Regions from separate parts of the Mus musculus genome. Here region 1 is linked to region 2. The links are chromatin loops, found by intact Hi-C in ENCODE. Cell type or tissue: gastrocnemius. All regions are shown on one strand.

Region 1 (8,000 bases), 540 kb before region 2:
TGCCCGATGACTTCTTGCCAGCCATGTAGAGCTTTGAACTTCATGCGCCTTCACAGAGACACAGACAAGGAACACTGTTACCTTACACGGTCAGACATTCCTAAGACGTGGCTTGAGGTCACACAGGTAAGATGTGGAGGAGAGGAAGCACAAGACCCCTTGAGATGGCTATTCTGTCAACTTGACAACATCTGAAGTTAACTAAAACCCAAGCAGCTGAGTACCCCGGTGAGGGATTGTTTATTAAGTAAATCTTCTGAAGTAGGAAGATCCATCTTTGATCCGGTCACAGCGTCTGCTGGCAACCTCTGTAAAGGACATGGAAGAAGGAAGCTTGCTCTTGGTCTCCTGGCAAATCCATTCCTTCACTGGCAATGGTTCCTGTTTCCTCAGGACCCCAGTGTATACTGAAGCCCACCTGAGGGAAACATCCAGCCTTGTACACTGAACAACTACTGGATTCCTTGACCTCCCACTCATAGGCAGCCGTTATTAACTAGCTAGATCAGTCTGTAAGCCACTCTAATAAATCCCATGCATGTGTGTATGTATATATGTGTATATATGCATGTATGTCTGGGCATCTGATTCCCTGGAACTGGAGTTACCGGCAGTTGTGAGGTGCTGTGTAGGTGCAGGGAACTGAGTTTTGGTCTTCTAAAAGACCAGTCAGCATTCTTAACCAGAGTCACCTCTCCAGCCCCAGCCCCGTGAAATATAATAATGCTCATAATTCCTATGGTCTCAGTTAGGGTTTACATTTCTGTGATAAAACACCACACCCAAGAGCAACTTGGGGGAAGAAAGGGTTTATTTCATCTTACAGCTTACGATCCAAGGAAACTAAGGGCAGAAACTCAAGGCAGGAACTTGGAGGCAGGAGATTAACGTGGATGGAGGTCAAGAAGGAGTGCTGCTTACTGGCTTGCTCCTCATGGCTTGCTCAGTCTGCCTTCTTATGGCACCTATGACCACCAGCCCAGGGATAGCATCACCCACAGTGAGATGGGCCCTACCACATCACCAATCAGGAAAATGCCCCACAGGTATTCCCCAGCCCTGCGCAAAGGCATATTATAAAGACTTTAGTGAGTGTAAATAAGCCACAGCGTGCACTTGCTTATTCCAAGTTCGGTTGCAAGGCTACAGTGAGTCTGGCCAACACTCCACCACGTCTGACTATGCCCAGCTGAGTTAGACCCAATAAAAAGTCCTGAACTGAGAAAGTGTGACGATTGACTAATTAGGTTATAGAACAACATGTACATAAAGTTCCCAACCTGGCACAAAACCATACTGGGGTACAGTGATGCACACTTAGGATTCCAGTACTTGGGAGGCTGAGACAGGAGAAACAAGAGGTCTAGGTCAACCTGGGTAACTTGTTAAGAGCCTGAAGCCCTGGGTTCGGTCCCCAGAACCGGATAAACCCCAGGTATGTAAATATATGTGTGTATCCCAGCACCTAGGGGGTAAGAGGCAAGAGGACTAGAAGTTCAAGGCCATCCTTGGTATTGAAAAGGATGGGGAAGAGGCCAAGCCATCGAGGGAGGCAGCAGTGCGAGATGCGTTGCTTCAGGGACTCCAACTTCGCTGCTTCAACTATCTGCTCTGCAGACCTTTGAAGGAAACCCAAGCTTTAGGGTGGGCTATTACCCACAGAACTCACCCGATCCTCCTCCTTCCTCACAGCCACAAAGGGGTGTGTGTTCTGCTGAGGACCAACAGCAGCTATTTTCTTTCTTTTTTGTTTTTTTGTTTCTTTCGAGACAAGGTTTCTCTGTGTAGCCCTGGCTGTCCTGGAACTCACTCTGTAGACCAGGCTGGCCTTGAACTCAGAAATCCGCCTGCCTCTGTCTCCCAAGTGCTGGGATCAAAGGTGTGCATCACCACCGCCCGGCTAGCTATTTTCAAAGACAACAGGAGACCAGGGTGAGCTGGACCGCTCAACCAGGAGCAGAAACAATACAAGGGAGTTATTCACCAGTACATAAAAACAACTTATCAGCCGGGCGTGGTGGCGCACGCCTTTAATCCCAGCACTTGGGAGGCAGAGACAGGCGGATTTCTGAGTTCGAGGCCAGCCTGGTCTACAGAGTGAGTTCCAGGACAGCCAGAGCTATACAGAGAAACCCTGTCTCAAAAAACCAAAAAAAAAAACAAAACAAAACACCTATCACAGGAATGGGGGCAGCTGCAGGGAAGAAGAGATGCTAATGGCTAAGCTCCAGGAGCCAAGCTCCAAAAAGCTATACTGCTCTTCTGAAGGTCCTGAGTTCAAATCCCAGCAACCACATGGTGGCTCACAACCACCTGTAATGAGATCTGATGCACAGAGCAAGCAGAGGTCGTAAATTCAACTCCCAACAACCAGATGAAGGCTCACAACCCTATGTACAGCTACCGTGTGTACTCATATACATAAAATAAACAAATCTTTAAAAAATTAAAAGCTATACTCTTCGCAAATGTGGCGTGGAGGAGGAGGGCATCTCAGATTAGGGGGTACCCTTCAAAGATCCTGTCGTCCCTGTCCATTGTGATTCCAAAGCTTCCAAGGGAACTGTGGGAATCATTCGTTCAAATTGTGGCTTTAACCTGGAAGTGTTAGCTGGTGTAGATGAACTTACTTGTAAACCAAAGACCAGACTAAACTGTTACTATTTATACAATCAGATGTTCTTTAAAATACACATAGTCCACATCTCCTCCTCCTCCTCCCTCAGGTCACTTAAAGTTCGGAAGGTCATTGTGAACTCACTGCCTGAGGCCCCTGAGGAAATGTCGACCACTGGGGCCCCCTCAACCACACTGAGCAGGACCCAGATGTAGAGCTCTGTTTACGGATGACAGCTCCGGGCGCCAGGTGAGGAGGATGGATGAACGGTCCAGGCCTCGGGCGAGATGTCCCGCCCCCAGGGACACGCTCAGCCTCTAAGTGACAGGTCCATCCCCGGGTTGAGGAACTCAAAGGCCGTCACGCGCGCTCGGGAGAACCCCAGCTTCGCCACCTCCCGCCCGAGTACACCAATCCCGGCGACGCGCGCTAACCTCTCCTCTCCGCAGGACCCCGCGGAACTGAGCAGACTGACCAAGGCAGGAAGCCGGCTGCGGAAACCGGGCCCGGAAGCCAAGTCTTTGCCCGAACTTGACATGGCCACCATTGCCCAGGCTGGCGACCGCAGCTGGCGCTTCCCGCCCGGAGAAAAGATGGCCACTCGTGGAGGGCGGGGCATGGGGACCCGATAGAAGATTACGGTTCTGCCTCATTCTCGCGGGACGCTGACCCGGGGCCTTCTCATTGGTGGCTTCTCGTGGCGAGCCTCAATTGGTCCACATCAGGCAAGGGGGATTCCTCCGGCCAATAGAAGCGCGCGGGGTGAAAGGTGGGCGGGGCCTCGGCGACGCAGTCAAGTAGCCCGGGGAACGGCCGGCGCGCGGGCCGGTGGGCGGAGGCTCAGACTCCGCCGCAGTTCTCGGTGGGTCGCCGGGCAGCCCTCCCGCCATGCACCTGCTGCTTGCAGCCGCGTTCGGGCTGCTGCTGCTGCTGCCGCCGCCCGGGGCCGTAGCCTCCCGGAAGCCGACGATGTGCCAGAGATGCCGGACGCTGGTGGACAAGTTCAACCAGGTGGGCGGGCGGCGGGGTCCGGGGCAGCGGCGCTGGGGCAGGGGCTGGCGGCGGGGTTCACGGTAGCCCATCGAGCTGGTGCCACCTCCACTACAGGGGATGGCCAACACGGCCAGGAAGAATTTCGGTGGCGGCAACACGGCGTGGGAAGAGAAGACGCTGTCTAAGTACGAATTCAGGTGAGTGTTCCCAAGAAGTGCGAGGATGTGCGGTCGCGGTCTGTGAATCGGTGGTCAGACCTTGGGGTCGGTGCAGACCACCGGCACACGGAGGAACCCCTTCGATGGTGGTGGACACCTGTCAATGGTCGTCCCTGCCTCTGGCCACTCAACTGGTCTGTGGTTTCCACACTCCCTACGGCCACTTCTGTGCGCACAGACACTGGAAGGCTTTTACACACACGCACACGGGCCTTTTGGAAACTCAGACTGGAGCCCCTCGCCCTCCTAGAGACTTCTGGCTTCCCTGACTAATGGAATAAGCTCCCTTTCTCATGCTGTAGGGATGGAGGGGCCTACCATTCCTGGGTCCGCTGCACACCCCCCGGTTAGCCTCCCCTTACTGACTAACCTTGCCTGTGGTTGTAGAGACTCTCCTCTTCGCTAAAGTAGTCTCTAGGAGGGACATGTGTAAAGTGAGCAGACTGGTGCTTTGGGGTGCTGGTGCTTTGGGGTGCTGACAGATTGTGTTTCAGTGAGATCCGGCTTCTGGAGATCATGGAGGGTCTGTGTGACAGCAGTGACTTTGAGTGCAACCAACTCTTGGAGCAGCAGGAGGAGCAGCTAGAGGCTTGGTGGCAGACACTGTGAGTGCCTGGGACCCTGTCTTCTGATCTCGCATTTTGCAGTATCTTCCCAGTAGAGAACCTAGAGAAGCAGGAAATATCCTACATCCCCATCCCGATTTACCCCTGCGCTGCCACCATCTCTTAGAAGCTTCCAAGGAGGTCCTGTGCACACCTGACCCTTGCTTCCCCCATCACATAGCCTTGAGGGCGTGGACAGTGCCTCCTAGCCCGAATCACCTGAGGTCCTTAGTTGCTTCAGCCTGAAGTTAAGAAGTGAAAATTGGAGTGGTTAAGCCTCACTTCAGCGCATCGTTACTGTCTGGCTATCACTGTTAGTTACTGATCTCTTACTACACCTAACTTATAAAGTCAACTCCCCCGCTGATATGTTTGAAAACGCCTGTGCTATATTTAGGGTTTGAAACTGTCCAAGGCTTGGAGCATCCCCACTGAGCCGTGCGTGCCTCCGGGCCAGCGTCTCGTGGGATTTAATGACCATTTCAAAACCCTCAGGAAGAAGGAGCACCCCAACCTATTTGAGTGGTTCTGTGTACACACACTGAAAGCGTGCTGTCTTCCAGGCACCTACGGGCCAGACTGTCAAGGTACACCCCCCCCCCCCCCCCCGCCCCTCCGGGACATCCGAGCCTGCATCTTTCCCATGACTCCTCTCTGATGCCCTTCTTGTGTTTAAAAGCACAGAGGGAATTTGAACTGCATGCTCTTTCTGTGGAGTTGGGGAACCCTGCCTCTTTCCTCAGATACATAGCTGTCCACCCCTGCTCTGGTGCTGTGAACCTGGGCCATAGGCTCCCGCATCACTGCTGACTTCTGACTTTAGGGAGTTCTCCTCTTGCCCTCATGAGTGTTCAGGGGGAGGGATCACAGTCTCTCGAGCTCCTCTGTACTGATGGGAGTTGGGGGTGGTAAGCATTCTTACCTAGTCCTGGCCCCTTCTCTGAGGTGACCCTTGAGACTGGAGCCAAGTCATGTTGATCAGTCGGGCTGGATCCGGTGACAGAAGTTTCAGTTTCAGGCATGCACGTGGGCTGAGCTGGCTCTTGTTCCCTTCTCCCTGACTGTATGCTGAATACAACATTGGATTTTTCTCTCTCGGGCACATAGTGTGTTGTCCCATAGCTGGCTCCCCACAGGTGTTCTAGTGTTAATCCTGCCGGTCCCAGGTGGTCAGTGTCTGGCTCTGGCCCTTTCCTTCAGCTTCCAGGTCCCTGTTCCCTCAGCAGGAATTGGTGCCAGGTTTAGATTGTAAGGGACCCCAATGGCTTTATGCTCCAACCCCAGGGGCATGCTCCAAGCAAAAGTTTATGTCTTCCAAGAGTGCCAGGGTGGGTCCGAGAGGCCTTGCAGCGGAAACGGCTATTGCAGCGGAGACGGCAGCAGACAGGGCGACGGGTCCTGCCAGTGTCACACAGGCTACAAGGGACCACTGTGTATTGACTGCACAGACGGCTTCTTCAGCTTGCAGAGGAACGAGACCCACAGCATCTGCTCAGGTAAGCACCGGCACCCAGAGTCTGGCTGGCTTGGGTGATGGAGAGGCTGTGGGGAGCAGCCCTCTGCTGAGGCTGCATAGCTGGGAACAGAGTGCCTCCTGGCCCCTAACCCCATATCCGGTGCAGGAGGCCTGGCAGTATGGGCTTTCTGAAGTATCCATAAGCTACCCTGGAAGGGAAAGGTACTTGCTTCTTAAGCCTTCCTGGGAATGACTTGGTGGTTCAGTGCCTGTGTGACAGGTTCTATCATGCCTGTATCAAATGCCCTTGGTTTTATGACCTAGCACCTAGTAGTTGGCCGTATTCCATATGATCACCTGAAATGATGACATGGCTGTCCCAGAAGGGTGGACAGGTCTTTCAGTTTCCTGCCAGGTGGTTTTTGAGACGGAGGCAAGATACAGAGGCTGAGATGTATCTGTAGTTGATCGAACAACTTCTCAGAGGGAACAAGGACTTTCTGTGCCCACAAGACATGGCTACGAAAGGGAACCAGGACCCTTGGAGGCTACTCCTGAGCACTGGCCCTCCCACGCCCTCGCTCTCACCAGGGTTGTCAAGGTTACCTGGGCAGCTTCTTTCTGAGACTGAGGTCAGCTCTGCCTGTCAAATCAGTCAGCGGAGCACAGGCCTTGCCAGCCTTCTAGGCTGCCATGGTTGCTGCCTGCACAGGGCAGCATCCTTGGTTGAGTTCACTTGATGTTTTATGACTGTGAAGGAAATAGTCAGCAGTCCTTGTCACTGACTAGAGGGACGCTGGATGTGGTGACATCACACTCAGAGTTAAGTGCTGCTGTTTTCTTGGTTTCACCGCTTTTATTTTCCTGCCAATCTTAAAAATCCTCCTTCCTGAAGGAAGGTTTCCTCAGTGTGGGAGGCAATGAGACCCTGTTCCCAAAAGGGCCCTCCTGACACAGCCTTTGCTTTCCAGCCTGTGATGAGTCTTGCAAGACCTGCTCTGGTCCAAGCAACAAAGACTGTATCCAGTGTGAAGTGGGCTGGGCACGTGTGGAGGATGCCTGTGTGGGTGAGGCGCATACCATGGAGATGGGGTGGGGAGAGAGAGTGGGGGGTGGTTCCTTATGGGGCGACCCGACCATCCCAGGGAGGTCTGACTCCCTTCTGATGTCTTTCATCTCCGTCCCACTCGGGGCTGTGGAAGGCCACTCTTATGGCCGGCATGTGGGGTTTTTAGAGGGACTCAGACTTGTATTAAGCCAGTGTCCCCACCACAGCTGGTAGTATCACAGTACCAGGAGTGTGGCCCTGCTGTTTCTGGGCCCTTGCCCCTTTCGTGCAGCAAACCCTGTACTAAGGCCCTCAGTGGAGCTGCTACAGGCTTGATCTTCCGAGCCTCAGGTGCCCCTTGCCCAGCCTCTTCTTCTATTCTAGTTTTGCTTTCACCCTCTGCAGCTGCTTGGCCTTAGGCAAATTCAGAACTCAGCCAAGCTGGTCTAAAGCCTTGGGGGATGGGGTGGGGGGGTACTGAAGGAAGAGATGATCTGAGCTTGTGTGGAGGCTCAGGTGCTCACATTCCCGTCACACGGGTGGTGCCTCAGCCCTGCCACCTCTGCTCTGCTCTGCTCACAGCCTTGTTTTCTTCCAGATGTGGATGAGTGTGCAGCAGAGACATCTCCGTGCAGCGATGGCCAGTACTGTGAGAATGTCAACGGCTCGTACACATGTGAAGGTGACCAGAGTGTTGGGACCTGTGGTCTCCGTAGGCTTCTCTCTTCCTTCAACATGTGTGACTCGGATGCCCTTGGTGTGGTTTCAGGAACCTGAAAGTGGCGACATCAGTGGTGGATATGATGCAGAAAGCCAGCACATCTCCATGCGTCACTTATTTTGTACATCACAGTAGCCTTGGCATGCGCTGCTGCCTCTGGCTCCTTCCTTGGCATGCAGAAAGCCAGCACGTCTCCATGCAGCACTTACTTTATACATCACAGTTGCCTTAGCGTGCGCTGCTGCCTCAGTCACATCAGTCTCTCCCTTGTAGGGAAAACTCTACATACTCCATACAGATCCATATAGAAGATCTCTCTGTGTAGTCCTGGAGCTCACTATG
Region 2 (8,000 bases):
AGGAAAGGGGGTGGTCGGCTCACATTCCCAGGTTTGTACATGAATTCGATCTCCTGACAGAGGGACACATGGTTAGCTGGGATGGCTGGACTTGGTCCCTTTACCCCTGTATCATTTGGGAGGGCTCACTGTCCAATGCTGTCCGTCATAGCTGCCCTCTAGGACCACTTCCGGCCGCCCGCCCACGCCAGTCATCCGACGGAAAAGGCCGTAAGAGTTGGCCAGCTGTAGGTGCTCCACAGAACCGAACAGGCGATGAGCCCCAGTCCAGAGACGCCCGTGGGTCCCAGGTTCCACATAGGAGTAAGGTACCTGCAGGCAAATAGGCGATAGCTCAGTGCTGCCCCATCTTCCCCCAGTCCCAGTCTTCACAGGGTCACCTACTAGGCTGATCAGGAACAAGGCCACTGTTGCCGTGCCCAGGACGGAGAGCTGGATACCCGCAGAGAACTTCCGTGACCATCCTTGTACCTGGATCCACCTGGGGACGAGAGGGACGGGTGTGGTCAGACCTGATCTGAAAGCGGCTTCTGCCCGCGGTCTTCGGGTACATACATACCTCCAGAGGACAACAAGCAACTCCCAGGCCAGGGAGGCTGTCCCTAGCCACACAGTTGGCAGGGTTACCGTCTTCAGCCACTGGGAGAACTGATGGAAGGTGAAGGCTGCCAGGGAGGAGAGTGTGATCAGGGACTGAGCCAGCCCTTTCCCTTAGGTCCCCATGTTGGCACTTACTGGTTTTCGAGAGGATGATGTGCTGTTGCCAGTCAACCTCCAGGCCAAAGTAGTAGACAGTGCCGTAGGCCAGCAGCCCATAGACAGTCAGTTCCAGCAGTAAGGACAGCGCGGTCAGCAGGGCTTTAGGCCAGGCTATGGGTTGGACAGACAGTCACAGATTGGCTAAGGGTCTGCAGCCAAGGGACAGGGGCTCTTTGGCGGATGACATGGGTTTGGTTGTCGTGATGGGATGACTGACACTCACAGGTGGGCATCTTCTTGTGGCATCTGAGGCCAGGCTCAGCAGACAGGTGACGGTCATCCAGGAGGGCAGTGGTGAGCACCAGGGTTAGCAGGTTGAAGAAATTGTAGTTGCCAGTGATGATAATCAGGACTTGCAATAATGCCTGAGAGGAAGACATGCAGTCAGAGCTATGGAGAGGATGCTCTTGGGCTCCCGCAGACCTAAAGACGACACTTTCCCAAAGGCCACAGCCTCACGTGACAGTATACACCTAGACTGGCTAACACATCCTTCTGCCTGCGATGCTTCCCCCCACAGCACCCATCACCCGACCACTCCCGCCCCAGCAAGCCTCACCAGCCAGTGGTAAAGGCCACACTCTCTTCTACCTACCTGAGCGTAGAAGGCAGTAAGTCGTAGGCGGCGAATAGGAGCAAAGAACAGGGGTGGCACTGCGATCTCGATGAGGAAGGTGGCTACCACGCTGAGCTTGTGTAGCCAGACCGGCAGATGGTGAGCAAACCAGGCAGCGGGTGTGGGCAGGCACTGAGTCTCATAGTGGTAGGTCAGAGCTGCAGGAAGCGAGTGGAGGTCAGGGCTGGTTAAGAGCCTCTAGACCATCCCAGCTTCAGGCCCCGGGCCCTCACCAGTGAGTCCCCACCACGTAGGGCAGCGGCTGGTCAACTTGACCACACCAGAGGCGAACATGAGTCGAAACAGCAGCCAGCGCACGAGCCAGAATGGGAGGTCTTCATGGGGTAAGGCTCCTGCTAATCTACCCTGGAGAATCTTGTGTTTGGAAGGCCCCCTCAGCGGGGCTACCAGTATAGCTAGGAAGCCAGTCTCCAGCAGCAGGGAATCCCTATAGGGAGGGAAATATCCTAAATTTCCTATTTAGGTTGCTTAATAGGAACCTCCCAGGGTCCTCCCAGGAGAGGCAAACAACCCTGCCCAGTGGCCTCAGGCAGATTGGGCCCCCGGAATCACTCACCACTGGAAATAAAGGAACACTTGGCCCACCTGTAGGGAGAGAAGTGGTCAGGGAGCCACTGTGTGTCTGCTGCATCAGGTGAGGCAGAGAGAGAGGGTGGGTTAGATGAAGGCTGAAGTTTTAAGTGTCTCACTTGCCTGGTAGGCTGATCGGTATGCAACCCAGAGCAGCAGGTAGACGAAGGGGTGTCTCAGAGAGTTCAGGAGCAGGGCGCCCAGGGCTAGCACGGTGCCCAATAAGGTCAGTAAATCCAGACCTTGGGCAGTATCCAGCCCCAGTCTTGGTGCCTCCCACAGCAGCGTTGGTGTTTCCCACAGCTGCTGCCACAGGCCCTTGCCTTGGGGCCGCAGTGTTCTTCGAGCAGGAAGGATGCCCTCTGGGCCATAGAGGCCTGTGGGAGGGTATGTCAGGGCCAAGTCTTAGACATCTTCCCAGTCTAACATGCACATGAACTTAGGCCCCGGAGATGCTCCACCACCAGCTCCTGGCATGCAGATGTCCCAAACCCCCAACTCCAGGTTGTGCTTGCAGATGTTCCCATCCCAGGCAGGGCTTGCTCTGTCTACCAGATGGTCTCTCTCTCTCACGTTGGAAATTGTTGACCCCCAACACCAGGTTCAGAAGACCTGATTCTGGGTCAGCACCTTCTGTCAATTAGAGCGCATCCCTCTCTTACCTGCCCACAGAGTCCAGGTAGAAATCTGCCACCCACTCCCCTCGGGGTTTTTCCCTAAGCCTAGATGAGACTACTAATAGTTAAGGGAAATCGACCCTTGTGCTTCTTTTTCCTCCACTTTTGTTGCCCGCAAACTACCACCCCTTAATCCCGCGCAGAGAGAGGCCTGGACTTTACACCCGCCTCAGAGGGCAGTGAAGGAAGGGATGCTACCACGTCCACGTGTGACGATTCAACCCCTCCGCGCCCTCACCTGGGATCTGGGTGTAGAGGGACGCAAAGGCGAACAAGTAGACAGCGGCCACACCCTGTAGGAAAAGCTGCTGTGGGACCCGGGAGCTCGCCATGTCCGCTACGCGGTCTTGCCGAAGTAGTGCCCTCTAGTCTCCTAGCTGCCCCCAGCCCGGCCTCTGGCCCACGCCGCAGCCGGAATCCGTCAGTCCGGTCGGGTCACTGAGCTCCACCCAGTGCCAAAGAACTCACCGCTAACCACCTAGAAACTTAGTCTCCTCCGCTCCTCCAGGCCCCCCCCCTAGACACGGAGCCCCGCCCCCGGTGTAGGCCCCGCCCCCGTCGGGCCCGCTTCTTTACTTCTTCGAAACTGGGCCCGCCTGACGTCATACGTGTGCGCGCAGTGCCCTGGCTACGTACTTCCGGGGCGGGAGCACCAAAATGGCGCCAGAACCAGTAGCGGGTTGAGCCATGGTTCCGGGCTTCTAGTCCCGTTCTAGACATGGAGGATGTGGAGGTGCGCTTTGCTCACCTCTTGCAGCCCATCCGGGATCTCACTAAGAACTGGGAGGTGGACGTGGCGGCACAGCTGGGCGAGTATCTGGAGGAGGTGAGGGCGGCGGGGGAATGGCATCGGCCTGGGCGCTCAGGCTGCATTGCCACCCCCCGCCTCCGGGTCTGTAGCCGTCTGGTGTGTCATCCGCAGTCTTGTTTCTTTCCTCACCCCCCTTCAAAATCCAGCCTGCCTCTCGAAACTTTCAGCTAGATTCTCCCGGAGCTGTCCTTTTCAGGCCTCTGTCGGTTAGCGAGCTGTGAAGTCGATTTGGTTGGATGATAATCATTTTTCTCCAACAAGTACATTATTTCCGTTTTCTTTGGGGGAATACAATACATTAAGAAGCAAACTTTTTGTTTTCCCCTTTTGGGGGCGGATTTAACCTGGGGCTTTGGACAGGTTTGGCAGGCACTCTACCACCGAGCTTTTTTTTGGAACCTGTTTTTCTTCTTGAGCCAGGCGCCAAGGCAGGTCTTAAACCCGAAGTCTTCTGTCCCAGTCTCCCGATTATTTGCAACTACCAATCAACCCTACCATACCAGGACTCTTACAGTAATGGAGAGAGATCTGGTTCCCGAAGGAAAAGGGATTTTGTATCTTAGACCTCAAGCCCCGCCCACACGATCTTCCCGCAGTGCGACGCACCCATACCCCAGGCTCTTAATTTGAACCAGTTTTGTCCAGAAGGATCCGCCCCCTCCCCCATCCTGTTGGTGGCCCAGCCCCTCGCCGTAATCTAGCCTATCAGCATTCCATTCCTCCGTTTTGTTTTTTTTTAAGTTCAGGTCTATTCAGTCACTGTCTGCTCCGTTTCTGCACGTTCACACTTTGGCTCAACACAATCGGATCCCACTACTGAATAGTTACAGGTCTCAACTCGAACTGTAGTGGTCTTCGTATTTAAAAATAAAAGAGACGCTCGAAGTGCCCTGTTGGGGAGATTTCTCGGTCTGACAGCTTCCTTTTTGAAACAGTGCTCTTAGGATTTCTATTTGACTGCTTCTGTTTTCTTTCTTAAGTGTCGAGCTTCTTGGGGTGGAGTCTTCTTTCCCTTAAAAATAGAAAATCTTACTTGTGTGATTTTTTTTTTTTTTAAATACAAGTTTTCAACTCCATGTGGTGGGATACACCCATACCGATCTTCCTTGTGAGCTGTCCCAGATTTGTTTGTTCTAGCCACTCCCTTGGCATGTGCTGGGATGTTACTCGAGCTCTTGGATGTTATTTAAAGTGGAGCTTTTGGGTTGTGGTTCAAATTCTAGTCCTCTATTTTGGTAGTGTTTCACTGTTTAACTAAAGGTGAAAATTAAGAGATGTGATAAGGCCTCATGTCTCACACCAAGTTTACCAATGAATTGTGTCAGTTATATTGCAAGAATATACTTCCTTCCCCACTATATCTGGTCTAGGTGTATTAAACCTAGATATTTAAAACCTTCTCATCCAGGCTCTTAGATTGGACACCATCCAGTCTGAAGAATTAAAACTGGAGACAGGGATGGGGGCGCAGGGACCTGGAAAGCTGCCTCATCAATTCAGAGCACTGACTATTCTTTCAGAGGACCCAGGTTCAGTTCTAAGCACCCACAGGACAGATCGCAGCTGTCTGTAATCCCAGTTCCTGGGGATCCAGTGCCTTCATCAGGCCTCCACTGGCACCAAACATACAGGTGGTACACAGATATGGATACAGGCAAAACACCTACATCATTTTTTGTTTTTAGAAAATTTAAATCAGGGCTAGAGAGATGACTGGATAAGAGCACTTGCTGCTCTCGTAGAGGACCTGGGTTCAGTTCTCAGAACCAAAAAAAAAAAAAAAAAAAAAAGTAGCTCACAATGGCCTGTAACTCTACTTCCAGAGGTCCCAGGGCCATTTTTGGATCCATGAACCCCTGCAAGCACATGGTGCACACACATTAGTGCAAGCACACACACATCTTAGGAAAAAAAAAGTTATAACCAGGCCTCAACATTGCATAGTTGTTTGCTTGCTGGTTTGTGGTCTGTCTTTACCCTACAGTATAAATTCTAGAAGGGTAGAGATTCGTATATGCTTTCTTATTCTTTGTAGAATGTCTGACACAGTAGGTGCAGGATAAATGCTTATTAAATGAACATGTATTTTTTTTTAAAAGACTTATTTATTTATTATATCTAAGTACACTGTCGCTGTCTTCAGACACCCCAGAAGAGGGCGTCAGATCCCATGATGGATGGTTGTGAGCCACCTTGTGGTTGCTGGGATTTGAACTCAGGACCTCTGGAAGAGCAGTCAGCGCTCTTACCCGCTGAGCCGTCTCTCTGGCCCTTGATGATCAACCTGCACTGCACAGTTGGCTGAGAAGCGCCAAGAACAGTATTAAGAGGTCATATTGTGGAATCAGGTTTTCTTAAAAGGATCTGTGGGCACACTGTTAAATTTGTTTCCTGGCTTGGTCAGCTCTTCTGCTTCAGATAAGGCTCCTTTCCTGCCCCCGGGTCTGTTCCCATGATGTCTTTAATCTCAGCACTTGGTAGGTGGAGGGAGGAGGATCAGTTCAAGATCATTCTTGGCTCCAGAATCCATGTGAAGCCTGAGCTATAGGAGGCCCTGTTTCAATTATCAAATAACAAGAAGACTATGCCACATCGCCTAACGCTTTGCTGTCCTGGCACTGATGCTGTATATGTTCTTCTTGTTTTCCATCTAGTTACCAGTGTTCTAACATGCCTTATGGTGTTACTTTCTTTTATTTGTTCATTGTTATTAAGTATTATATGCCAAGAATCAACTTAAAATTAAAAGAAAAAAGAAAACAGATGTCAAGCAAAGCAAAGAGTAATTCATGCTTTGATAAAATGTCTGCTCTCCAGGGAGGATGGATATCAGGGTGGGAACCACGTCATTATTGCTTCCTACCTAGACGTGTCTATTTGGCCTAAGCACTATCTCTTTATGTTTCATATAAATCAATGTAGCCTTTACAACAAAGTCTGAAATGGTCACTAGTGAGATGAAATGATGTGCTGATAGTAGACAAAGCTTCTCTGTTCCCCACCGTCTGTATTGTGTGTTATCACAAGTGCATGATAAACTGTATTGTGTGAGTGTGATAAACTGTATTGTGTGAGTGTGATAAACTGTATTGTGAGTTATCACAAGTGCATGATAAACTGGAGAGAAAAGGCTAGGAAGTCATGAAGACTGAGACTGAGGGACCTGGTTGTGTTTGAGGTAAAAGGAGTTGCCATGTCTGGTAAGCCGAAAATTTCTATGTAGTGGGGACATGGGGCTTGCCTCTGGAAGGCATGAAAGTCAGTTCACAGGCAAAGGCTGGTAGCTGGAAGAGACTACGAGTTTACATAACTCCCTTGGGGGATTTTACAATTTCAGGTTTTCCCTCTGAGTGGCAGAAAGCCTGTAACGAACTTGCAGGAGAGGTTAGGCTGGGCCAGGTCAGCTGTCATTAGAGAGGAACTTGAGGTAGTAGGGGACTGATCCAGATTGAACTGCCAGGTGAATAAGAGGAGCTGAGAGCCTTCATTTTGGGGGGATGAGTGTGGATGCTCAGAAGCTAGCATGGACTTGCTCACTGGACTCTTATTTATAAAAATCTGGGTAGTTGAATAGGACAGTTGGACATAGGGGTTTGGGCAGTAGTAAGAGTGTTTGCAAGACTTTAAGTTCAATCCCTATTACCTTGAAGAACAATTCTGGGCTGTGTCTTTATTTATTTGTTTATTTATTATTTATAGATCTTCAGTAGGTATCTGTAAATGGAACCCCAGAGCCTCAGGGAGAAAGCTGCTTTGTGGATGGGTTTGGCACTTGTTGACTTGTGTGGTTGGTAGTTTGTCCAGGGGTGGCTAGATGCACATGGCAGAAGGGAGAAGTGGGAAAAACCCAAACACTGGCTTAGAGCCAGGGCTGCCAGACGCCATGGAGGGCTGTAGAGGGGAACTACTTATGTCACCTGGTTCCTGAGTTTTCCAATTAAAGGATAGGGTGTACTGCATTTGTTTCTGTCATTTCCCTTCTCAGAGGAAAGGGTCTTTTTGTTGTAGTTTGTCCCAGTTGGCTTTTGACCTGGGTGGGTACAATTTGGAGTGCTGATGAGAGCTGGTATGTAGCTTTGGCCATCATGGTCAATATCCTTTGGGGACTTCCCTCTTCCAAAGCCCTTGGTCTCACAGGACCCAGGAACTGGGGGGAGTCACAAAGATCTAGCTTTCCTCCAGAACACCCAGAGGCAACTGCAAATTCAAGAGTAGACTTGGAGCTATCTCCGTTTGTGGGTGGTTGGTTGAGCTACCCCTGAAGGAAGTGAGTATAGGCTCCTGCCGAACTGGCATCTGACTTTCTTTGAGACTGTCTCACTATGTAGCCTAGGCACACCTTGAGTCCTGCCTCAGTCTCCCAACTGCTGGGGGCACAGGCATGCCCTCGCTTACCGAGCCCAGCTTACTAATGTTCTTTCTTGCAGCTGGACCAGATCTGCATTTCTTTTGATGAAGGCAAAACCACAATGAACTTCATTGAGGCAGCACTGTTGATCCAGGGCTCAGCCTGTGTCTACAGTAAGAAGGTGGGTTCCACAGACCG

Evidence for each region. Hi-C counts contacts between places; a loop is a spot of excess contacts. Peaks named below come from ENCODE experiments on the same cell type or tissue, not always from the same donor. Only the 100,000 strongest peaks of a DNase experiment are listed, where the experiment ranks them.
Region 1: it touches region 2 in a loop (14-fold over the local background); 1 of 42 quality-filtered maps calls a loop at or near these places.

Annotation. Positions count from the first base shown.
Region 1 is chr15:88,816,207-88,824,206 of GRCm38, forward strand. It overlaps Alg12 (asparagine-linked glycosylation 12 (alpha-1,6-mannosyltransferase)), which reads right to left and starts at 3,112. Exons shown (of 10, transcript NM_001142357.1): 1 at 3,052-3,112; 2 at 1-48. The coding sequence starts at 25. It overlaps Creld2 (cysteine-rich with EGF-like domains 2), which reads left to right and starts at 3,440. Exons shown (of 10, transcript NM_029720.2): 1 at 3,440-3,628; 2 at 3,725-3,807; 3 at 4,323-4,433; 4 at 4,929-5,020; 5 at 5,753-5,929; 6 at 6,861-6,956; 7 at 7,536-7,619. The coding sequence starts at 3,506. In gastrocnemius, no CTCF peak of the experiment used is centred here; a DNase peak (open chromatin) is centred at 3,258; H3K4me3 peaks cover 2,306 bases; H3K27ac peaks cover 1,773 bases.
Region 2 is chr15:89,352,475-89,360,474 of GRCm38, forward strand. It overlaps Lmf2 (lipase maturation factor 2), which reads right to left and starts at 3,185. Exons shown (of 14, transcript NM_178919.4): 1 at 2,882-3,185; 2 at 2,090-2,343; 3 at 1,953-1,981; 4 at 1,609-1,823; 5 at 1,355-1,533; 6 at 983-1,124; 7 at 736-870; 8 at 560-665; 9 at 385-481; 10 at 130-312; 11 at 1-53. The coding sequence starts at 2,975. It overlaps Ncaph2 (non-SMC condensin II complex, subunit H2), which reads left to right and starts at 3,245. Exons shown (of 20, transcript NM_001115132.2): 1 at 3,245-3,469; 2 at 7,882-7,983. The coding sequence starts at 3,362. In gastrocnemius, no CTCF peak of the experiment used is centred here; DNase peaks (open chromatin) are centred at 3,242 and 4,094; H3K4me3 peaks cover 2,893 bases; H3K27ac peaks cover 2,215 bases.